2 separate regions of the Homo sapiens genome follow, and region 1 is linked to region 2. Evidence: read pairs that join two places in POLR2A ChIA-PET (ENCODE). Cell type or tissue: GM12878. All regions are shown on one strand. Links, peaks and the distances in the headings refer to the core of each region. The heading gives the core; the rest is flanking DNA.

What was found. Peaks named below come from ENCODE experiments on the same cell type or tissue, not always from the same donor. Only the 100,000 strongest peaks of a DNase experiment are listed, where the experiment ranks them.
Region 1: POLR2A ChIA-PET joins it to region 2 with 7 read pairs; 6 of 35 experiments call an interaction of 5 or more read pairs at or near these places.

Annotation. Positions count from the first base shown.
Region 1 is chr10:100,174,089-100,186,455 of GRCh38, reverse strand. It overlaps ERLIN1 (ER lipid raft associated 1), which reads left to right and starts at 427. Exons shown (of 11, transcript NM_006459.4): 1 at 427-942; 2 at 2,619-2,700; 3 at 7,209-7,255; 4 at 8,262-8,323; 5 at 10,386-10,511; 6 at 12,175-12,248. The coding sequence starts at 830. It also overlaps a transcript of CHUK not described here. RefSeq lists enhancers at 60-209, 11,231-11,300 and a silencer at 380-529. In GM12878, for the core only: no CTCF peak of the experiment used is centred there; a DNase peak (open chromatin) is centred at 6,285.
Region 2 is chr10:100,108,134-100,120,500 of GRCh38, reverse strand. It overlaps the pseudogene CYP2C23P and the pseudogene TPM4P1. Among named protein-coding and RNA genes, the nearest start is that of CPN1, 32 kb to the right of the region's middle. In GM12878, for the core only: no CTCF peak of the experiment used is centred there; no DNase peak of the experiment used is centred there.

The DNA of each region.
Region 1 (12,367 bases), core at 2,810-10,809, 65 kb before region 2:
TGAACTTTCACAGCACTTTATTTGCAACAAGTTTAGTTGCTCCTGAAGGGCAGGATCTCTGCCGGAAGCAAGTGCGTGCCACACAGTGGGGCTCCGCATACACTGCAAAAGGACAAATAAACCGAACAGCTACCGTTTGAGAGTGAGCGAGTGGGTTCTCTGCACAAGAACAAACCAACCAGTCCCTTGTCCGAAAGGGCGTCTCCTTTTCTCTGCTTCGCTGCTCACTCCAGACTGCGGGCTGTCCTCTTCCGAAGCAGTTAACCAGCAGTGTACAGAAAGCGACTTGCCTCCAAAGGAGCCTGCGCGGCCCGCGGCTAGGAGAATTTTGTCCCATGCGCTCCCCGTCTCACTAGCCGCGGGCCGGGGCTACGCCGTGTGCGTCCCCGCGCAGCCGCAGTGCTGGGCGAGTGGGCGGGGCCGGCTGTTGGCGGCGGTTGGCTCGGCGCGGGAGTCGGCTGCACGTGCGGGCGGGGGCGATGCGTCACTGATCGGTGAGGCGCGGCCGAGGGGTCGGCTTTCCTCGCGAGCCTGCGGCTGGGCTTCTTCTCAGTTAGTGCCTTCCACCCGGGAGCGACCCTTGGGAGAGGGAGTTTCAGGAAGCTCACCGAGCAGGGGCGGCCCACTGGCCTCCGGGGGCGGAGGAGTTGGCAAGGGGTCAGCGGGCTCAGCCAGAAGGGAAGAATGAGGGGACAGGGGTACTGGACTCCCCGGCTCAGCCTGCGAGAGAGCGCCAAGTTTCCGGAGGGAGAGGGTAGAAACTGGAGGGGGTGGACCTGTCACTCACGGGACTGAGGGTCCTTTTCTCCCGCTCCCAGGAGGAACGAGAATGAATATGACTCAAGCCCGGGTTCTGGTGGCTGCAGTGGTGGGGTTGGTGGCTGTCCTGCTCTACGCCTCCATCCACAAGATTGAGGAGGGCCATCTGGCTGTGTACTACAGGTGAGCGGCATGTGCAGTCAGTTAGGGCTCTAGAGCAGATTAAAAGGGTACTCCAGAGTGGAGTCTGGGAAGTTGTTCCCTCTGCAACGTTCGGGGGCGCATGTCCCATCTCTAGGGAGAGCACGGGGGTCGAAGCGGGCTTTTGCGGAGCACCCTCCAGATGTTGGACAGTTTTAGTGCTATGTTCGTTTTGTTGCAGAGATTAAGTCTCCCTACGGTTATTCCTATACACAGCAAACTCAATTATTTGTAGAAAAATGAAGAAGGAAGAAAGGAAGTAGTCACTCTACCTCTAACTGAAGAGATGGATAAATTATAGTTCGTTCAACTGTACAGGCTTTAGTTTGCCGCTGTAGATGCTGTATGTTTATGGTTGTTTCTTAGACTTTTTCATTTAAAAGCTTCCAGTGTCTGGTTACGTCTTGTAACACCATGATGACTGTGATGGTGCTTATGTCCCTGGACCTCCAGGGACATAAGCACAACACTGATGGGCCATGCTCCTCCCTCCTTACTGTTGCTGTTCAAGTTGGGGACAGGAGTGGTGTGGGAGCTGTTGCTCTCTTGTTGAGCTCGCTTAGCTTTTCCTTCAGCCTAATTACCACAAGTTCCTTTTGATACAGACTAGTAAGAGAGGCCAGTTTGTGGAGAAATTGGGATAATGGTGTATTCAAAAAGAGCGTCAACTTTTTGCTTGTTTCCACTATCCCTCAAAACTGATATTTCTACTTTCAAATCCATCCTGAATCCTAGAAAAAGAGCAATTTTAATGGTATATCTTAGCAGATGGAGCTCTACATAAGAAATTACAGATTAGTCCAGATTTCCTTCCAGTTTAAAAGCATTGTCTTTCTGACAGTAAAACCAGAGAAAGGACATTTCAAGGAATGACTCAAAGAATTAGTAATGAACCTCAAACAGTTCATCTTTCCTTGTTATTATGACCTTGCAAATGTGTTTATATTTTCAAGACCGGTAGCTAAGTTCTATGAATTTACAAGGTGCAAAATAGGACTTTGTTTTCTTTGCTCCCCAAATGCCTCCTTTTTATAATTTCCAGGGCTTGCTTTCATAGTTTTCACATTCCAGGATTTGGTTAACAAGCCCTTATGCTATTTATTTGTATAGTCTTGTCACCCTTCATCTTTTCATGCTAATTTTTTGTTTTTATATAGAAATTTTATGTTCCCAGTATTTTAATTACCTTGTAGATAGATCGAAAGAATTATAAGCCTCAGAAATTTTCTCTTTACTTCAAAGTTTGCATTGTCTTTTTTTCAACCTGGTGATTAAATGTATTATATATTTTGATTTGGCTCTTGTTATGTACTATTAATGTACCTCTACTGAAAGCCATTAGAATTTTTTAAACAAATATTTCTCAGAAGGTTAAAGACCGAGGAGAATCCTTTGAACCTTAGAGCAGTGCTGGAGACCCAGAGGTACGGTTGGTTGAGCTTATGAAACAAGGTGTAACATTGGCAGTTTAATTTGATCTTTTTCCCTTTTTAGGTGTGGAGGTATTTTAAGCAGTTGTTCATTATGAGCAATTCATATTAGTGAGGCTTTAGTAGGTCAGCAGCATGAGCAAGAGTGAGTATTTATTATAGCATTTTAGATTTGGAAAGATAATTTTTCTTTTTATAATTTTGTCAAATTGAAACATCTTTTTGCAGGGGAGGAGCTTTACTAACTAGCCCCAGTGGACCAGGCTATCATATCATGTTGCCTTTCATTACTACGTTCAGATCTGTGCAGGTGAGTGATTCCTAGGGGAAGCCTCCATACCAGATAGACAGGCATGACAGGAGTTACCACACTTGTGGGTGGAGATAGATTTCCTTATTGCTTAAGCAGATGGTGGTATTTACTTAAATGCAGAAGTTAACGTTCAGAGTACAGTTGTTACAACACAAGTTATGATGTTAAACCACCTCACTTACTTGAAATGAATTAAAGGTATGAACCAGGAAGCTTGGAAGGACTGACTTCTACCATCTATATCGTGGTATATAGCAAATTTTCTGTTGCTGCTGTCACAATAAAAGTAAGAATTAGAAACACAACTAGACATACAAACCAGTGATTATGTGGTTTAGAACAGTGTTTAGTTTCCATAGAGGCAGGCTCCTGGGCTACTGTTAACATGGAGGATCAAAATTTTTATACACAGCCTTTCTGCCTCATGTTTTTTTGCCTGGTATATTAAGCACAATTTTATGTGGAACCTTAGTGAATGTTATATTTTGATGGCATCCCGGGATATTTGAAATAAGTGTCTAATCCTCGAAAAGTGTCTTGGCCATGGGAGACAATAAAATAAGTATCTTTCAATGTAACAAGATGACAAAACCAGGATTAGGCTGTGACCACTTTCGCAAGCCCAGTGTGATCATAAATCTTTGGATTCAGAAGTTTGTCTGCCATCTGCTGCTAATTTTTCAGGACTCAGGAAAATTCTGTGTTATTTAATCTTGTAATCTTATGTCTAGGCTTCCTGCTAAGTGAGAGTTTAATTATAAATTCTTAAATCCCCTAGGTTTTCTTCCTGTCCCCTTTTAGATGGCTTAGGGAAAGAATTGTGTCTACTGAAGTGAAATGTATTCTTCCCCTAATCAGACTGATTTCCATATGTTGTTCCATATTTATTTTACCCATTCTTTCCTTAGTTCATGCCATCACTTCTTTATCTGCCATCTCACTCTCCATTCCTTTTCTCCTGTCTAAATCTTGCCAGGCTTTTAAAGGCTCATCCCAGATTCTTCCTCTTCTGATCTATAGCTCTTAAAGTCTATATTGTAAATTTTGGCCCTTTGTCTTATTTTCTTTAATATTGTTGTCTTGCATTGTTTGCTAAGTTTTTTTATGTGTTTTCTTTCCAGAAAGGCTCCAGTTTTCTTAAAGGCAGGAGTTGTAACACATTTATATTTCTGGCTTTCTATTTATGGTGGAAGTTGTTAAATTGAGCTGATTTCTCAGGAAGCAATGTGGTGTAATGAACATGGGGACCCAGCGTTACCGCCAGTTGGTGGCATGACTTTGGAAAAATTGCTTAACTGTCATAGACTTCAGTTAGTCTTCTGTGAAAGGAGGAATTTTAATTACATAACCTCATCAACAGCCGAAACAATCTATAATAATGTTAGCAATGGCAGCATTAGACCCTTAAAAATCAAGACTCTAAGGCCCGGCGCAGTGGCTCATGCCTGTAATCCGAGCACTTTGGGAGGCTGAAGCAGGTGGATCACTTGAGCCTAGGAGTTTGAGACCAGCCTGGGCAACATGGGGAAACTCCGTCTCTTAAAAAAAAAAAAAAAAAAAAATCAAGGCTCTAACAAATAGATCTTGTTCAAAACCAGGTAGATCTGTCTCTGCCTTCATGCTTAGTATGTTAAGTCATACTGATGCAAAAATATAAATAAAGGAGATATAGATAATAGTAAACAGATTTTGGAGTTTAATTGTGTATATATATAACAAATATAGTGTGTGTATATATTTAATAATAAACTATCATAAGAGATGTAAATGAAATTAGTACAGAGACTTCAGTGTAAACTAAAATACTTCGCATCTACAAAAAAGTTTTACATGGGCTAGAGCCAGCCAGTGTGACTAAATAGGAATGTTCTTTATGTGTAAAACGGTAACATTCTAGGAAATAATTATATTAATAAAACCATATTTAAAAAGTGTTCTTGGCCGGGCGTGGCGGCTCACGCCTGTAATCCCAGCACTTTGGGAGGCCGAGGCAGGCAGATCACTTGAGGTCAGGAGTTCAAGACCAGCCTGGCCAACCTGGTCAAACGCTGTGTCTACAAAAATACAAAAATTAGCTGGGCGTGGTTGTGCGTGCCTGTAATCCCAGCTATTTGGGAGGCTGAGGCAGGAGAATCGCTTGAACCTGGGAGACCGAGGTTGCAGTGAGCCGAGATCGTACCCTTGCACTCCAGCCTGGGCAACAGAGGAAGACTCCGTCTCAAAAAAAAAAAAAAAAAAAGAGTGTTCTTAAGAGAGTAAGACATAAATTTATTTTTAGGAATTTTTGGAACATATTAGAAGACATAGTCCAGATAAACAAATGGTTTAACAAACTTGGCAATTGAAAGGAATGTATATAAATGTGAAATTCCATATATGATGTAAAAAGAAAAAGCAATGGAGAAATTATATGAAAACCTTCAGCCTTCATAAAGTAACCATAGATTCACTTTTTAAATAAATTTTCTGTCATACTGGGAAAGTAATTTTTAAGAGGACATAAAAGAAATATAAAAGTACATAAAGATAGGGTGTTAAATGGAAGATTTAACATTTGAACCCTTTCCTAGTTCTTCTGAGTTTGAAAATTGGCTAGAGAATATCCTTTTGGTTTAAATAGGAACGTGTATTTAAAGTTGGTGTGGAATATGGAAACTGAATTAATGTTATAAAGGAAATAAATATAATTTGTCTCTTCATCAATCCCCTTAACCTAGAACTGCCACCAATGTTTACTGTCATTCTAATGTCTCAACCTAAGAGTTATTTTTTATTCTTTCCCCTCCTGGAATTTTATATCAACCAAGTATCAGATACCTCCTCTATTATGTCTGGATTGACAGCTTTCATGGCCTTTACTGAATTAATCTAAATAAATTAATTATTTAGCCTCCCAGCTGGTTTTCTTACCTCCCTATAAGATGGAGAATGAGAACTACATCACATGTGAGAAAAGGAATTAAGTAAACATATTTTTGAATGGTTCGTTTTGTGACTGTATATAAGGTGAACTAGAGAGATCCCAAACTCCCCAGCCAGCATTCAGGGCCCTCTGTCTAGTATTACCATGGTCTCTTGTCAGAATTTCATCTTTCATCCAAATTGTCCCTTCTGCTCCAGGCAAGCCTATCTACTTTCGTTCGCCTATACACATGTTGTCTTCAACTGTGTGTATTTCAGTAGGATATTTATTGAGCTTAAGATGTTCCTCTGCCTCATCTGTTCTTATTTCTCCCACTCTAGACCTGGCTTATAAATCCTTCACCTCAGAGAGCTTTTCAAACTACTATTTTTTTCACTTTCTGTAATTTACCACTTAACAGTTCAGTTTATAATTTGTGTTTTTGGTTTTGTTTTGTTTTGTTTTGTACCTGTTGATGGATTGATTGCATTGTAACATTTTGTCTCCTGTGCTGGATTGTGAACTCTTTGGAAACAGGGACTGTGATTCCTTTTTCCTTTGCTTTGTGCTTGATAAGATGCAGTATGTCTAGAATGTACTCATTAGGTGCTGACCTATTTGAGGCCTTAGAGTACAGCAGGAAGTCATTCATTCTGGATCTGAACAAAGGTGTGACAAGGGCAAAGCAATTAAGTACCAGATTGTTGGTTCACCAGGAGGAAGCAGTACTGGTGGTAGCACTTCTATTAAAAAGGAAACTGAATAGGACATGTGAGAGATCACTAGGTATTAAACTAAAATGTTGACCACAGCTTTAGAGAAGAAAGGTTGCTGTTGGATTCAAGGGCAGCTTTGAGTCTTAGAGTACTTGTATGCATAAAATCTCTTTTATCTTCAACATAAATAGTAATATTAGCAGTGGAATCAAAGTTCAGAGTGCAAGTTGTAGCCAGAGTATCTATGTGAGCAAGCTGTGTTGTTTACAACCCCTGGCCAGCTCCAGGCAGGTAAGGGACTCTGGAAGAGTTTTCTACTTATTAGCAGACTGAACATTGAACCTTTCCCAGTGAATCTTAATTCAAACATTCGCTGTAGGCCAGGCACAGTGGCTCACGCCTGTAATCCCAGCACTTTGGGAGGCCAAGGTGGGTGGATCACTTGAGGCCAGGAGTTCAAGACCAGCCTGGCCAACATGGTGAAACCTCATCTTTACTAAAAATACAAAAATTAGCTGAGCGTAGTGGTGCATACCTGTAATCCCAGCTACTTGGGAGGCTGGGGCACAAGAACCGCCTGAACCCAGGAGGCAGAGGTTGCAGTGAGCCAAGATTGCACCACTGCATTCCAGCCTGGGTGACAAAGCAAGACTCTGTCTCCAAAAAAAAAAAAAAATTGCTGTAAAATATTTTCTGTCTCAAGTCTTTCATTTCTACTAGAATACAAAAAGAAATGACTGTTCTGAGAGCTAATCTTTGGGAACTGAAATTGTGATGGATCTCTGCTGTACTTACTGTCAGCAGCTTTCCAGAGATTTGCCTCTGGTACCAGTAGTTTTTTGACAATGTGTGTCTTGAGTGTTGATGAGATATCTTTTCCTCCCTAGACAACACTACAAACTGATGAAGTTAAAAATGTGCCTTGTGGAACAAGGTAAGCTTTCTCTTTGCCTACGAGCCTCCCTTTAGCTCAGACAGAGTTTCTGTTCCTACAGCTATGATCACTTAGACATATCTCAAATAGGCATGATAGTTAACCCAAGGGGACTTCTGATCTGAGCATTGTTTGAGCAAAGGCCTATCTCCAAATAGGAGCTTTTCCATCTTAAGAACCATTATTGTTCTTATGGTATTATTGGAAAAAACTGGAGTTTTAGAGCAAGTAGACCTAACTGTGTATTAGCACTGCTGCATCTGCTTTATTGACTATTTTTTAAAGACTTTATTTTTTACAGCAGTTTTAGGTTCATAGTGAAATTGACCAAAAAGTACAGACAGTTTTTATATACCTCTTTCCCCAACACATTCCTTTATTGACACTTTAAAGCTTAGTTTCCTCCTTTATAAAGGCAGTAAAATCTACCTTGCAGAGTTGTTGTAAGGATTAGAATTACTGTATATGAAGTGCCTAACCAGAACTTGGCCCAGAATAGGTGCTTAATAAAACATAGTTTAAAATTAATCATCCCACCGTCTTCTCATCTGTAGTGTTAAATGCCATCTAATTTAGAGTTTCTGATTCAATAGGTCTGGGGTGAGGCCCGAGAATTTGCATTTCTAACAAAAGTTCCTGGGTGATGCTGATACTGCTGGTCTGAAGACCTCACTTTGAGAATTGCTGTCCTAAAGAGGTTTAGGGAAAGAAAGGCAAGCAGGGCCCAAATTATTTCTAGGGTATAATCACTGCATTGAATTGTATCAAAAGAAGAATGTGAAGTTCAAGGTATTTTTTAAATTACTTATTTTAAATGACTATTACAAGTGTAAAAAAGACATTGACATCTATAGAGGGACAGAAATGCTATGAAAAAGGAAGCGAACTCTTTCTGTGTTTTAAGTGAATATTAGTATGTTTCATTATCAGCTTCTCCCCAGGTCTATCTATAACTGTGTTTTATGGATTGCCTTTAGTAGTTCACACTTTTTTTCTTTGTTTTTAGTGGTGGGGTCATGATCTATATTGACCGAATAGAAGTGGTTAATATGTTGGCTCCTTATGCAGGTATGTTACCCATCTACCTGTGGTTTTTATAGTTATAGCCAGAGGATTTATAGCTGAGAGATTCTTTGAGGAATAGAAGGGTACTTTGAAAGTTTTATGACTTCATTGATCACTGATTAATAAATTTCTGGGGAATAGAGGCAAAAATAGGTCAGAAGTTCTGGACAGAGTTGACTTTCTGCAACTGTATGAGTTACTCTTCTCTGAGCTTAGTGTTTCTAAGAGCAAAATGGTCATTGGTTATTTCTAGAATAGGAAAGTAGTATTTTATCCAGTCAGGATGAGAGATAATTTCCTTGGGTGTTAGAAATCTGTAACTGATCAATTCCTTGGCCCACACTGATTTGCCATCAAAGAGAAGTATTTTCTAGTTGAGATTTGCTATAATTTGCAAAGCAGTCTGAAAGCCTTCAACGTGGGGAAAGCATTTTCTTGATAAAAGATGAAAACCTACAGGTATGGGGTGGGTAGGTACTGTTGTAATCAAAAACTTAATTAGAAGCCCTGAAGAAAGATATACCGTCTTATATGCATGCTTGTTAATAAAACTGGCATGTCTAGTATGTACAGAATATTGTGTTTGGCAAGAATAATTTGAAAAGATGAAATTACAGCCTTTGCCTTCAGGGGTTTTAATTTTACTTGAGAAGACATAATACAGAGCTAAAAAAGGATATATTGGGATGTAAGGTCATAATAAATTTCACATAACCGGTACAGGCACAAATAGTGAAAAGATTTCAGAGTAGAGAGCAGGCGTATTACTGTCAAGGGCATTTGGATTATATTTTTCAGAGAGTAAGCATTTTCCTTGTCTTTTTTTCCTCTCCTTTCCTTGATTACAAATCACTGGAATGGATTATGATTGAAAAAGGGAAGGGACTGATGATTCTTTAACCAGAGATTAAATAGGAAACTATTTAGATATAATTCATTTGGGAAATGATCAAGCAAATGATTTAGTCATTAAGTATTTATTAATGGCCTGTCCATTAATTTTTTTTCTTTTTTGAGATGGAGTCTTGTTCTGTCACCCAGGCTGGAGTGCAGTGGCATGATCTCAGCTCAGTGCAACCTCTGCCTTTTGGGTTCATGCAATTCTCCTGCCTCAGCCTCCCTAGTAGCTGGGACTACAGGTGTATGCCTCCACACCAGGCTAATTTTTGTATTTTTAGTAGAGACAGTGTTTCACCATGTTGGCCAGGCTGGTCTTGAACTCCTGACTCAAATGATCCACCCACCTCAGCCTCCCAAAGTGCTGGGATTACAGGCATGAGCCACCGCGCCCAGTCGGATTTGAAATCCAGTTGCATCTAATATCCCACATGGGAAGGCCAGTGGAGCAAATTCTTGGATCTGAAGACAGAAGTAGAAAGCAGCATGTTTTTGTAGATAAAGAACAGGTTCTGACGTGGTCTAGTATGTACCTTTTGGGCATTTCTAAAATTCTCTGTTTCTTAGTTTCCTAATATGCAAATTTAGGAGAATTCAGTGCTAATTTATGTAAATTACCTGATATAAAGCCCAGCTCAGTTAATGTTTTAACAACTTTAAAAAATTGCCTTTTTAAAAACGGTCTTTTGCAACTGCTTTCTTCTTTTATTTCTACTGTTCCTCAGTTTGCCTAGTCTCTCTTTACCTCTTAGCTAAACTTTTGCAGTAATTGCCTTATGCTTTCCCTGCCTCTGATCTTTATGCTTCTCAGTTCATCTTCACACTGCTGGCCAAAGCGTAAATCTGACTGTCATGCCCTTGCTTGAAACCTTTGATAGTTCCTTATTACCTCCAAAATAATGGATACTTTAGTGTGGACTTTAAAGTTAGCCCCTGTTTGATGGGCTAACCAGCAGGTGTTTGGCATTAGTATTACAAATGCAAGGGTATTTGGAAAATTGAGCACAAGCAACACATCAAGATTTGTTAGTTGTGGTTTTTGGTTTCACTATTTTGTTGGCACTTTTCCTCATGTGTAATATATCACCCTGACTTTTACCCTGGCTGAATTTGAAGGTACCTGTGTCATTGTTGGGTAAAACAAACATGGGTTGTACCTCTCCTTCAGTGTTTGATATCGTGAGGAACTATACTGCAGATTATGACAAGACCTTAATCTTCAATAAAATCCACCATGAGCTGAACCAGTTCTGCAGTGCCCACACACTTCAGGAAGTTTACATTGAATTGTTTGGTAAGTGTCTTAATTCTTATGTATGTAAATAGCCAATTGGAAATCTTTGTTCAGCTTACTTATTGAGGTTATATTGGTAAACCTTAGTGCTATTTAAGCATTTCTTCTGAATTTATCATAGAGCAATTGTCTTTAAAATATTTTTTATCTTAAGTTTAAAATTTTTTATATAACTTGTTAGAGATTGGAAAAACTACTCAGACTGTATTCTGTTTTTACTGTAATAACTTAGTGAAAATTAGCTTTGTTGATGTTTTAATAGATAATTTGAAAAATTTAGAAACCTGTGTCTTGAGGCTCCCATTTTTGATGATTTGGTAGGAGACTGACAGGACTCAGCACATAGTTGTGTTCACAGCTAAGATTTATTACAGCCAAAGGGTACAAAGCAAAATCAGCGAGAGGCAAAGGCACACCAGCAAAATGCAGAGGAAAGCAGGTGCAGGCTTCCAAGAGTCAAACATGTGCCTAATTCCCACAGCAACAAGCTGTGACAACACATGTGAAATGTTGTCTACTAGGGAAGCTCATTGGAGACTCATTGCCCAGGGTTTTCACTGGGGGCTGATTATGTAGGCACCCTCTGCCTACCACATAAAAATTCCAGACTCCTGGAAGGAATGCAGGTGTTTGGCATAAGCCACATTGTATAAACAGTTCACAGCAAGTCAATTGTATTAGCTCTGGGGATAGTGGGACCCTTCTACAAATCCAAGTTCCTAGGTGCCAACCAAGGACGAGTTTACAAAAGGCCTTTCTAAGGATTGCAGTATCAGCCCTGCTTTCTTAACTCACTTCTGTACAACTTACTTTTCATTTATGATAGTGGAAGTTCTGACCAGGGAATGAGTTGTTGCTGTTGGTAGCTCACTTTTCCCTCCTGAAATTTTTAGTGAATTTCTAAGATGAAGGAATAAGCAAGAGTAATCAATTTAAAATCTACCAATTGAGTCCTCTTTGGTGATTGTCAACCACTGAAGTGGCATGTGAGGAAACTGATGGGTCCTGCTTTGTCTCACCACCAGTCATTTAAATAGCGAAAGTACCATTGAGGTGAATAGAAAGTGCATAGTTACAAGCCCAAGTGTTCATGCTGTGTATATTTCAAATACTTTTCTATGAGCTTCTCTCTCTGTCTCTCTCTCTCTCTCTCTTTAAATCCAAAATAACAGTGAGGCTGAGATCCATGGAAATGAAGTTTAGTTATTTGGGAATTTGAGTAAAGATTTACTGAACATAGAAATTTGTTTTTCTTTGAGAATGAGGATACATATTGAGTAAGAGCCCTGAATTAAGATACTAGAGATCCAGATTCTCCATTTATTAGATCAACATATTTTACCCAGTAGTTGTTTATCCAGTAAATAAGTCTAATAAGTTACCCAGTAAAAAAGCTTATCCATAGTTAAGTAATACATTTAGTGGGTAAACTTATTGGATAAACAGACTATCTGCTTGTCATCTTCGTTCCTTAATTTCTTTATTAGATAATTCCTTGCAATTTTTTTCCCACACAAAAGGGAAGAAAAGGCAGTTTAAGCTCTGTAAAAGAATAGTACTGTGGAAACTTTAGGTCTAATAATGATTAGTTTTGTTTCATTATGAATACAATGTAAAAAAAATTGACTATCATGAGATCTGTTGTTCTTGGCTTAAAAAACAGATCAAATAGATGAAAACCTGAAGCAAGCTCTGCAGAAAGACTTAAACCTCATGGCCCCAGGTCTCACTATACAGGTAAGTTCTTTTCCTAGGGAAGTTCTCTGGGGATTTTGAGAGCTTTGAGTTTGTTCCTCCTTTCATTGGATTGTTTTATTCAGCAATTATTTGAGATGCTATGGTGATTTATAGAATAC
Region 2 (12,367 bases), core at 1,477-9,476:
GTTGTTAAATGTGTTGAACAACAACTATAGCACAGTCACCGGTCCTTAGAATACAATTGAGCATTAAATGTCAGCTGGACAGAAGAAAAACATGTCAATGTATAAACACATATAACAACTCAGAATCTGAAAATTATACTTTGAGCTCTGTAAAATTAGCATTATTTATATAAAGTTCCCCCAAATATACATAAATGAAAGAAAACTACCACTCAACTATATCATATATATGCAAATTATAGCAAACATTTAATTCATAATAACCTGTTTACCCTTAAGCTCCCGGAGGGCTGGTTCCTTTAGAAACTCTGTCTAAGGCAGAAATGTTGCCATGATTTTGCAGTTACTTCTCACAGATTTCCTTGGAATCAGTTAAGGCATTTAAAATCATTCTACTTACTGAGGAGGTATGTGAAAATGTCCTATTCATTCTGATGGACTCTCAGAAGGCTAGATGTGTATCTGGGAAGGAGGAAAATAAAACGTAATAGCCAGGTTGTTTATTTAATCCTTCAAAATTTTTATTTAGCATCCATTGTGTATCAGACTTGCTTGGTAAAGGGAATAAAATGATGAGTCAGATAATACCCTACAAATTATCTCCCGATACTGGCAATGAAAAAAAAATTTTGTAAATGGTAATAATGGCCAGGTGCAGTGGTGCATGCTTGTAATCCTAGCACTTTGGGAGGCTGAGGTGGGCAGATTGCTTGAGCCCAGGAAGTTCGAGACCACCCTGGGCAACATGGCGAAACCCCATCTCTACAAAAAATACAAAAAAAATTATCTGGGCATGGTGGAGCATGCCTGTAGTCCCAGCTACGCAGGAGGCTAAGGTGGGAGGATTTCTTGAACCCAGGAGGTTGTGGCTGCAGTGAGCCATGACAGCACCACTGCACTCCAGCCTGGGCAACAGAGCAAGACTCTGTCTCAAAAAATAAATAGTAATAATAATAATAATACCTTGCAGTTGTCTTTCATAGCACTTGTCACTGTTTAATGATATATTATTTAATTTACTTCTATATTCTCCACTACACTATATACTCCCAGAGGGCTAGGACAGTGTCAATTTCCCACAGTGTCTATTAACAACTAGTACATGCATGGAATATTACAGGTGCACAATAAAAGAAATTTAAATAAATTTACTTATTCATTAAGAATGATACAGTTCATCAGAATGTTAAGCTAATAAAAGAGAAGATTAATAATAATACAGTCCTTGCCTTCATGGAGCTTATAGTCTAATGCAAAGATCACTAAAACAAGCGATAACAATGAAATGCTAAGAGAGGGAGTACAAGCTGCTATGGGAGGAAGTGGCAGGAACTAATGTGAGCCAGGGAGGGACTTCTAACTCAAGGCCCACTGGGTACATCCCTCCATGGGCAGTGATTGAGCTAAGAGCTGAAGAGTGAGTAGGGATCAGTGGTATGAAGATGGTAGAGAAAAATATACCAAGGAGGGGAACCAGATGTGCAAAGGCCCCAAGGCAAAGAAAGCTGGGAATTAGAGGGGGAGAAAGAAAGCCGGCGTGACCAAGGCCACGGCAGCGGGAGGTCAGTAGCCAGACCTCTGCCAAAGACCTGGGAGGCCATAGCAATGTTTCCTCTTTATCCCAATAGCAATGGAAATTATTTCCAGGGTCTAAGCCTGTAGAGAATGATCATATTTGTGATGTGGAGGACAGATTGTAGCCATCAACCGTGGATTCAGAGAGAGCAGCTAGGAGTCGTTTTAGAGCAGGTTTCCTAGTTGCAGAGCCTAAAACAGGCATTTGTATGAGTGATTTATCAAGGCAATGCAATCAGGAGAAACTTGTATGTATGTGGATGAAAGAAACAGGACAGGAAGAGGGAAAAGTTAGACATAGATGTGGTTTCATGTCAAGTCTAGCTTCCACCTGATGCTTCATTTTCTCTTGGCTGCTTCGTAGAACATCATGCAAAGGGCCATTCATTGTGGTTTTGCTTTTATAGATCAGAATTATGTCTAATGATGCTGATAAGCAGAGAGGCCTTTAAGAACTCAAAGCCTTTCGTTTCAGTTTAAAAATGGAGAGGAGCTTCTGAACCCCAAATTTTATATATGAGATGCTTGCCCAAGAGTGAGCCCTAATGGAATGGAGGACACATGGGTTCCATGCTGGCTTCTCATCCCCGGCCTGCCAGTACTTGACTGTGTGACCTCAAGCAAGTTATTTCATCTTGCATACTTCTATTTTCCCACTTTGAAAATGGACCAAACTCCCCAAAGGGGACTCTTACCTCTGATATAATTTTGAATTGAAATTAAAAAATGAAATTGTAGTCACTGGATTATCTCAAGCACATTCTCAGAGATCCGGCTGTAGGAAGCCAGTGTTTGTATTGCTCAACAAAATGGTGTTTGCCATTTCCACAAAACATGCAGGAGAGTGGGTGAAGCTGACAAGGAAGATGGCCCCACTAGAGTGAGGATTAAACACTTCCCCTCAACAGCTGCATTGCCAGGTAATGTGGAATAAGTCAGAATCCCCGCTACCCAGGTCCTCTCCTCGCCTCTGCAGGAGAACAAACCAATTAAGCCAGGAGGCTGAGGACACACCTGACCCAGTCTTCATTTTTCCTGCAACAAAGTCCCTGGTATTTGCAGCAAAATAGACAACAGGAATTCCATCAGGAGCAGAGCAATGGGTTGCTTAACAACATGTCTTTGACCTTAGGAGCCTTTTATTTTATTTTGAGGCGGGGTCTCACTTGCCCAGGCTGGAGTGCAGTGGCGTGATCATGGTTTACCGCAGCCTTGACCTCCCTGGGCTCAAGTGATCTTCCCACCTCAGTCTCCCTGGTAGCTGGGACTACAGATGTGTGCCACCATGCCCAGCTAATTTTTTGTGTGTTTTTTGTAGATATGGGGGTCTCCCTATGTTGCCCAGGCTGGTCTCGAACTCCTGGGCTCAAGTGGTCCGTCCGCCTCGGCCTCCTGGGATCCTTTTCTAGGCCACTTTCTGTCACACATTGCGAGCACTTCCAGAGCATTTCCAAGTCACATTCATGATTCATGTCTCTGCAGACAAAGTTCATGAAGAAATTGATCATGTGATTGGATGCAATCAAAGCTGCTCCGTGAAGGACAAGACGAAGCTGGGCCAGCCTGCATGAGATACAATGATAAATCACTCTCCTTCCTTCTACTCTGCCCAGTGCTGTGGCCCAGGGCCTATTCAGACAGTGCACCATCCCTAAGGTGAGATGAGCCTGGGAAATCTGACTGAGATAGAAGGGGTGCTGGGGTCCGTTGCTGGGGCCTCTGAGAAGTTTCTCAGTTCTGTTGCTGCAAGAGAGGCAGTTAGAGTCACAGAAAGAACATAAGGCCAGAGCAACGTGCCTGGGTTTGAAATCTGTCGCAGTCATGCAGTGCACTTTCAGGCCATTCTGTCACCTCTGGGGCCGTGTCTCTGTCTTCCTAGAATGGAGGAGGCTGACTTGGGGCTTCCAAGGCCCCTTCCCACTCTCATCTCAAATGTATGAAGGGAGGCCTGATTTCCATTCATAAGAATCTCATAGGAACGGAAATCTGATTTTTCATGGTGCATTAAAAAAGGGGGCAAGAGATGGAAATGGTACCTGCAGCTCTAGGGTAATCAAGGCAACTCTCACCTCCTTTAATCTTAATACTCTCCTCTCAGGATCACTTGTACTCCGACATTTGGGATATTGCTGCCTCTGACAGTTAACATTTGTAAAGCACATAGAATTTACCAAAATGTTTACATGCACACTGGGGATGTAGTCAGTCTTACATAGTGATTAAGGGTTTGGGCTTTACATTTAAACAGTTCCAAAGCATAGAGGAGGAAGAAAAGATGCCAAACCTGACCAAAATACTGCAAACAGAAACAGCCGCCAGTCTCACTTACAAATATCAATGCAAAAGTCTATTGATGCATAGGTCTGGCATCATATTAAAAATGCTATACCACTGGCTGGGCACGGTGGCTCACGCCTGTAATCCCAGCACTTTGGGAAGCCGAGGCAGGTGGATCACCTAAGGTCAGGTATTCGAGACCGGCCTGGCCAACATGGTGAAACCCCTCCTCTACTAAAAATACAAAAATTAGCAGGACATGGTGGCACATGCCTATAATCTCAGCTAGTTGGAAGGCTGAGGCAGGAGAATCGCTTGAACCCGGGAGGCGGCAGTTGCTGTGAGCCAAGATCCTGGGCGACAGAGCAAGACTCCGTTTCAAAAAAAAAAGAAAAAACTACACCACTAACACAGGAATCAGGAACATAGCAGTGGTGCAATACCAGGAAATCCATCTTAAGAAAACTGACCATATAAATACAATTTTGTATAAATACAATTTATACAAAATTACATAAATACAGATTATGCAAAATTGTACAAATACAATTTTGACATTACATGATAATCTCATTTGTACAGAAAATGCTTTTAAGAATATTTGACATCCATTCTTGATTTTTCTAACCCTTAGTAAAATAGAAATAGATGAATTTCTCTTAAGTCAATGAAAACACATCTCCCAAATTGTGCTTTTTGGTGAAAGACTGGAAACATTCTCATTAATATTGAGAATAAGATGAGGCTGGCTTACACCTGTAATCCCAGCACTTCGGGAGGCGGTGGCAGGCGGATCACCTAAGGTCAGGAGTTTTAGACAGCCTGGCCAACATGGCGAAACCCTGTCTCCACTAAAAATCCCAAAAAAAAAAAAAAAAAAAAAAAATTTAGCCGGGCTTGGTGGCCCGCGCCTATAGTCCCAGCTACTCAGGAGACTGAGGTAGGAGGATCGCTTGAGCCCAGGAGGTGAAGGTTGCAGTGAGCCAAGATGGCACCACTTGCACTCCAGCCTGGGCGACAGAGTGAAACCCCGTGTCGTAAAAAAATAAAATAAAATAAATAAATAAATAAATAAATAAATAAATAAATAAATAACAAGGCTATTTACCATTACAGTATAGTTCAACTGGAATCAGAAAAAAGTAACAAGAAATAAAACATTTAAAAGATGGAAGCAAAAACTTTAGTTGCTATCATCGTGCCTGAAAAACCCAAGAAAATTGACTCCTATAGTCAGTAGGAACAAATCCCCAAATCAACAGATATCGTGCAAGGGCGGGTGACCTCATCGCCCCGACGGCAGCCGGGCCGGGGCTGGGGGTTGGCGGGGGGTGCGGGGCGGCCCCGGTGCAGGCAAAAGTTCAGGGGCCGAGGCGCGGCCGTGCAGCTGTCGTCCGAACCCGGCCGGGTCCGGGGCGCCCGCCGCAGGCGGTGAAACGCAAGATTCAGGCCCTGCCGCAGCAGGCGGACAAGGCGAAGACTGCGCGCAGGGCCTGCAGCGGCAGCTGGACTGGGGGCGCGAGCGGGGGGCGCGAGCGAGCGGCGCGAGAAAGCTGAAGGCGATGTGGCTGTCCTCGACTGACGCATCCAGCTCTTTTTTTTTTTTTTTTTCTTTTTTTATTATTATTATTATACTTTAAGTTTTAGGGTACATGTGCATCCAGCTCTTTAAGGAGGAGTTGGACGGGGCTCGGGAACGACTGGTCACGGCCCTGCAGAAGCTAGAGGAGGGGGGAAAAGGCTGCAGATGAGCGTGAGAGAGAATGAAGGTGATAGAAAACCGGGCTATGAGGGATGAGGAGAAGATGGATTCGGGAGATGCAGCTCAAAGAGGCCAAGCACACTGCGGCCGGAGGCTGACCGCAAATAAGAGGAGGTAGCTCGGAAACTGGCCATCACAGAGGGCGAACTGGCCAGAGCAGAGGAGCGTGCAGAGGTGTCTGAACTAAAATGTGGTGACCTGGCAGAAGAACTCAAGAATGTCACTAACAATCTGAAACCGCCGGAGGCTGCATTGGAAAGTATTCTGACAAGGAGGACAAATACGAAGAAAAAATTAAACTTCTGTCTGACAACTGAAGGAGGCTGAGATCCGTGCTGAATTTGTAGAGATAATGGTTGCAAAACTGGAAAAGACAACTGATGACCTGGAAGAGAAATTTGCCCAGGCCAAAGAAGAGAGCGCGGGCTTATATCAGACACTGGATCAGGCACTAAATGAACTTGACTGTATATAACCAAAACGGAAGAGCCTTGTTCCAGCAGAAACTCCGGAGCTCCGAGTGTCTTTCTCTTCTCTTGTAAGAAGTTTCTTTTGTTATTGCCATCTTTGTTTTGCTGGAAATGTCAAGCAAATTATGAATACATGACCACATATTTTGTATCAGAAGCTTTGAGCACCAGTTAAATCTCATTTCTTCCTTTTTTTAAAAATGGCACCAGCTTTTTCAGCTCTATTTTTTCCTTTGCGTTGCATTTATTCCTAAGGTAGGCAGGGTATTTCCTAGTAAACGCAGTCTCTTAGGACAGAGGGCGGACAGTCACAGTGGCTCACACCTGTATACCCAGCACTTTAGGGGACTGAAGTGGGTGGATCACTTGAGGTCAGGAGTTCGAGACCAGCCTGGCCAACATGGTGAAACCTCGTCTTTACTAAAAATACAATAATTAGCCGAGCGTGGTGGCACACGCCTGTAATCCCAGCTACTCGGGAGGCTGAAGCAGGAGAATTGCTTGAACCCGGGAGGCGGAGGTTGCAGTGAGCGGAGATTGCACCATTGCACTGCAGCCTGGGCGACAAGAGAACAGGCAACCCCACACTTTGGAGAACACAGACTCCAATATCTAGTAATGGATCTATTTAAAACGCTGAAGAACATAACCATTTGGGTCAACCATTGGTCAGACGACAGGAGAGACCAGGGACCATCACATGGGTGGGGATTTTCCATCCAGAGGCAAAAAAAACAAAAACAAAACAAAACAAAAATGGTGGGTGGGGGTTTGCTGTTGTGGGAAGTCATAAACCACAGATAGATTAACCTAAGCATCCTGGCTCTTCTCCACACTCCACCATGCAGAACAAACATCCTCTCAAGCAGTCAGCATGAGAATGCTTCATAATTACCCACATATTTTCTGGATAGATGCTTGATGTGATGTTCTTCTGCATATTTCTTTCATTCTAAAGTTGTTCTCTGGCCAGGCACAGTGGCTCACGCCTGTAATCCCAACACTTTGGGAGGCCAAGGCAGGTGGATCACCTGAAGTCAGGAATTTGAGACCAGCCTGGCAAAACGGCAAAACCCCGCCTCCACTAAAAATACAAATGCTGGGCATGGTGACACATGCCTGTAGTCCCAGCTACTAGGGAGGCTAAGGTGGGAGAATTGCTTGAATCTGGGAGGTGGAGGTTGCAGTGAGCTGAGATGGCACCACTGTACTCCAGCCTGGGTGACAGAGTGAGACACTCCATCACAAGAAAAAACAAAATCAAAAGTTGTTCTCTGAGGAGCAAGTGTCTCATTCCAATAATGACCCATCCACTCAGCAGGAATATGGTGGAGTTCAGTCCAATTCAAGTCAGCCATATTCAAAAGACTACAAGGCATTAATAAATTGAGCAAAAGAGCTTTGTTCTATTAGCAGAAAGGGCCTCTCTGGCAGCAGAGATTAAAAACTGGCCCAACTTCATTTCCATACTTCAGGAATAGCAAATTGAAGTTTCACTTATGTAGAACTTGAATTCCTTCTTTAGGACCAAGTTGATAAAAGACCAAGAAACTCCTGATTAAACTGGATAATGGAGGATTTTGAAGACGGGGCTGCACATTTTGGCTTCTTTTTACTTTGTTTTCTCAGTTAACATCTCAGAGCTGAAACATTTCACATTCCCCAGCAGCGTGTGGGGGCCAACTCAAGTTTTCAATTCTGACTAAAAATCACCCTGCTTCTGGCTTATCTGAATCCCCTATCCACCCCACCCCACCACCCTACTCCTATTTATTCAGCATCACACTATCCAGGAAATACACTAGCAAATTGTGCTATTGAATAAAATCCATACTTTTCTTAAGATTCTTACAACTGTATCATATGTAATAGTATCACTTTTTCTACATTTTGGTCAAATAAATTTTTACATAAACTAAAAAAAAAAGTGCAAGGGAAACAAAGTTAAAATTTGAGTAAAAGTAATTCAAGGTGATTTTCAAACATAAAAATATACTAACAAAATAAAATATGTTAAAATAAAAGTTGTAAAAGAACATGTTTTTATTTGTCATAATTTGTTGGTAGGATGTTAAAAAAAAAACCCATATTCTTGCCAATATTGTAAATTGATATAACCTCTAGGGAAGGCAATGTGGCAATATTTATCAAAATTCAAAACACATACAACGTGAAGAGTAGTTTCACTACTAGTGTTACTGACCATGGATTCTTGGGCTCTCAATGCAATAGAAATTGACATGAAGTTGAAAGAGCTTTCCCAAACAAGGCCTCATTGGAACTTATGCCCAGACATAAGGAAAGCAGCATGAGTGAGAGAATTCCCTGACTGACTTCCAGAAAAGAGCCGTAGGGCTTTTTTATTAGGCAAAGCGCAGGAATTGACATCAGTGATAGGGTATGGAGGCTGGGCTGGGCAAGGCATGTGAGGGGCAGGAGACACAGGTCAGCGTGATCTGGTTGCTATGTTTATCTTGAGTAAGGGCCACCTGGTGGTCTGGTCGGAGGCAACAAGGCTGTAAATCAGTCGTTCAGCATTCCTTTCTGAGGACAACCTTGGTTATTTCCTAAGGCCACTTCCTGGAATTCTTTAAGGAAAAACACAGGGGATTGGCCGGGCGTGGTGGCTCACGCCTGTAATCCCAGCACTTTGGGAGGCAGGCGGATCACCTGAGGCCAGGAGTTAGAGACCAGCCTGACCAACATGGAGAAACCGCGTCTCTACTAAAAATAAAACATTAGCTGGGTGTGATGGCACACGCCTGTAGTCCCAGCTGCTGGGGAAGCTGAGGCAGGAGAATCGCTTGAACCTGGGAGGCAGAGGTTGTGGTGAGCCAAGATCGCACCATTGCACTCCAGCCTGGGCAACAAGAGCGAAACTCTGTCTCAAAAAACAAAACAAAACCCAGAAAACGTGATGGCATCAGTGAGGTAGTGGAGTAGGTTTTGTGATCAGTGGGGATGCATGAAAGAATGCTCTAGTGTGGCGGGCTGAAGCCAAAAGAAGCCAAGCCCTGTTCCTACTCTCTCACTAGTTTAGCAGTTTATCCTTCATGTATGTTTTCCCCAAAGAATATTTATTACAGCAATATTTTTGACATTTGCTTTTTTTTTTCTTTTTTTTTTTTTGAGACGGAGTTTCGCTCTTTCACCCAGGCTGGAGTGCAATGGTGCGATCTCAGCTCACTGCAACCTCCGCCTCCTGGGTTCAAGCAATTCTCGTGCCTCAGCCTCCTGGGTAGCTGGGATTATAGGCGTGTGCCACCACGCCCAGCTAATTTTTGTATTTTTAGTAGAGATGGGATTTCACCATTGTTGGCCAGGCTGGTCTTGAACTCCTGACCTCAGGTGATCTACCCACCTCAGCCTCCCAAAGTACTGAGATTACAGACATAAGCCACCACGTCCGGCCTAACATTTTTGATGTTTGAAGACTGGACTATCCTTGAATGTCTATTTAAAAAGGACTGCAAACATTCTGATATTTCTATAACATGAAATACTAAGCAAGCTACAGAACACTATAGGATGCTACCATTTATGTGAAAACAATGGCGGCTGTATATGTGTGTGTGTGTGTGTGTGTGTGTTTAATCCATAAGATATCTCCCATGGGATATAAACTGGTAACTGTGACTACATCAAGAAGGAAACCAGGTGTCAAGTATACTGTATAGGAAAGGGATGTCAAGTATACTGTATAGGAAAGGGAGAAAGACTTATTTTCTTGTTTTTGGGTTTTTTTTTTTTTGAGACTGAATTTCTCTCTTGTTGCCCAGGCTGGATTGCAGTGGCAGGATCTTGTTGCCCGGGCTGGAGTGCAGTGGCAGGATCTCGGCTCACTGCAACTTCCGCTTCCCAGGTTCAAGCAATTCTCTGCCTCAGCCTCCTGAGTAGCTGGGATTACAGGTGCCTGCCACCACGACCAGCTAATTCTTGTATTTTTAGTAGAGATGGGGTTTCACCATATTGGCCAGGCTGGTCTCGAACTCCTGACCTCAGGTGATTCACTGGCCTTGGCCTTCCAAAATGCTGGGATTACAGGCGTGAGCCACAGCACCCAGCTAGAAGACTTATTTTCACTTTTTACCCTTGTGTACATATTTTGGTATTGTATACGATGTGCAGATATTACCAACTCTAATAATTGTACAGATAATGTTTAAGGAAATACAAAATGAAGTTGAAATGGAAAAAGGAACTTTTCACTTAAACAGGAGTGCTTTATAATCAGATAGAACTTGGTTTGAATTCTAACTATGCCATGTGACAAAAGCATAATTTCAAGCAAGGTATTTTCTCCTTTCTGAGCCTTGGTTTTTCTCATTTATATAATGTGAAGAACAACAAAAGCAGCTACTGGATATAGTTTATGTGAGAATGAAATGAGATTTATAAACAACTAGGCAGTGTGATATGGTTTGGCTTCATGTCGCCACCCAAATCTCACCTTGAATTGTAATCCCCATAATCCCCACTTGTCAAGGGTGAGACCAGGTGGAGGTAATTGGATCATGGGGGTGGTTTCTCCCATGCTGTTCTCGTGATAGTGAGTGAGTCTCACGAGAGCTGATGGTTTTATAAGCACCTGGCATTTCCTGCTTGCACTTGCTCCCCTGCTGCCCTGTGGAGGAGGTGTTTGCTTCTCTTTTGCCTTCTGCTATGATTGTAAGTTTTCTGAGGCCTCCCCAGCAATACAGAACTGTGAGTCAATTTAACCTCTTTCCTTTATAAATTACCCAGTCTTGGGTATTTCTTCATAGCACTGTGAGAACAGACTAATACAGAGTGTCAGGCAAATGTAAAGCATCCAATATTATTTGGTCATTTAAGCCTCACAAAGATTGTATGAGGCAAGGAGGAAAGCTGGCTGCTGTTGTCATAATTATCATGGTTGTTACCCTACCCCAATTTACAAGCGAGGAAAGTAGAGTTTGATTCAATAGCATCAAGGTTCCAGATCTCATTTTCTTTCATTCACACCTGAATCCAGAAAGAAAAAAAACAGTAAAAAAAAAGTCAGTTCTTATGATTTAAGGCAGCAATTCCAGTAAAGCTGCTTTCTAGACAGTATGGTTGCAAACTCCAGTTTTTCACATTGACCATAATAATACTTTTCCTGCAGAGAACCATCTGATTACTAGATAAAAGCTATTGTATGACAGTGTGTGTAAAATAGCCATAAATTGAGACCATCACTCACAGGCAAGCTTAAGAATGCTCAGTCCTGTTAAATCCACTATAATTAAGAGTGTTGGCTGGGCGCAATGGCTCGTGCCTGCCAACACTTAGGGAGGCTGAGGTGGGCAGATCGCTTGAGCTCAGGAGTTCAAGACCAGCCTGGGCAACATGATGAAACCCTGTCTCTACAAAACATACAAAGATTAGCTGGGTGTGGTGGCACTTGCCTGTACTTGGGGGGCTAAGGTGGGAGGATCACTTGAGCCTGGGAGGTCGAGGCCACAGTGAGCCAGACTGCACTCCAGCCTGGGAGACAGAGTGAGATCTTGTCTCAAAAAAAAAAAAAAGTGTTAAGCCAGGTGTGGTGGCTCGCACCTGTAATTCCAACACTTTGAGAGGCCAAGGTGGGAGGATAGCTTAAGCCCAGGAGTTCAAGACTAGTTCTGGCAACATAGCAAGACCCTGTCTCTACAGAAAATAAAATAATTGGCCAGGCATGGTGGCACACACCTGTATTCCTAGCTACTCAGGAGGCTGAGATATGAGGATCACTTGAGCCTGGAAGATTGAGGCTGCAATGAGCTGTGATCACGCCACTGCACTCCAGTCTGGGTGACAGAGCATAACCTGTCTTTTTTTTTTTTTAAAAGTATTTTTGACTTGTTTATGAACCAAAAATAAACAATAAGCATAATAAAGTGCTCCTGTGCTCTCCATTTCTTGGCTCCAAGACTACTGTGTTGCCATTATTGTCTCTGGTCTTGTTCAGTTACAAGCAGTTTCCCAAAATGTCTTGGGTCAAACTTAGGACACTTTCTGGATAAAAATGGCTGCTTCAACAAAACAGATTACTTTTTGCCGTTTTCCCTTGGTAAATACAAATAAACCCATGCAGACCAACACCTGCACATTTTGGACAATTTTTTAGCTTCACTTAGTTTTTGGCGTAATTAAGTAATCCACTGAGAATAGCAAAGGCAATCAAACTATGATAAACTCCCAAATCTAGATGGAGCCATTTAAGTCTGTACACTAATAGAATCAGGCAGTCATCCAAAGACTGATTTGTCATTTTGTAATTGAATATAATGAGTTTTTAAAG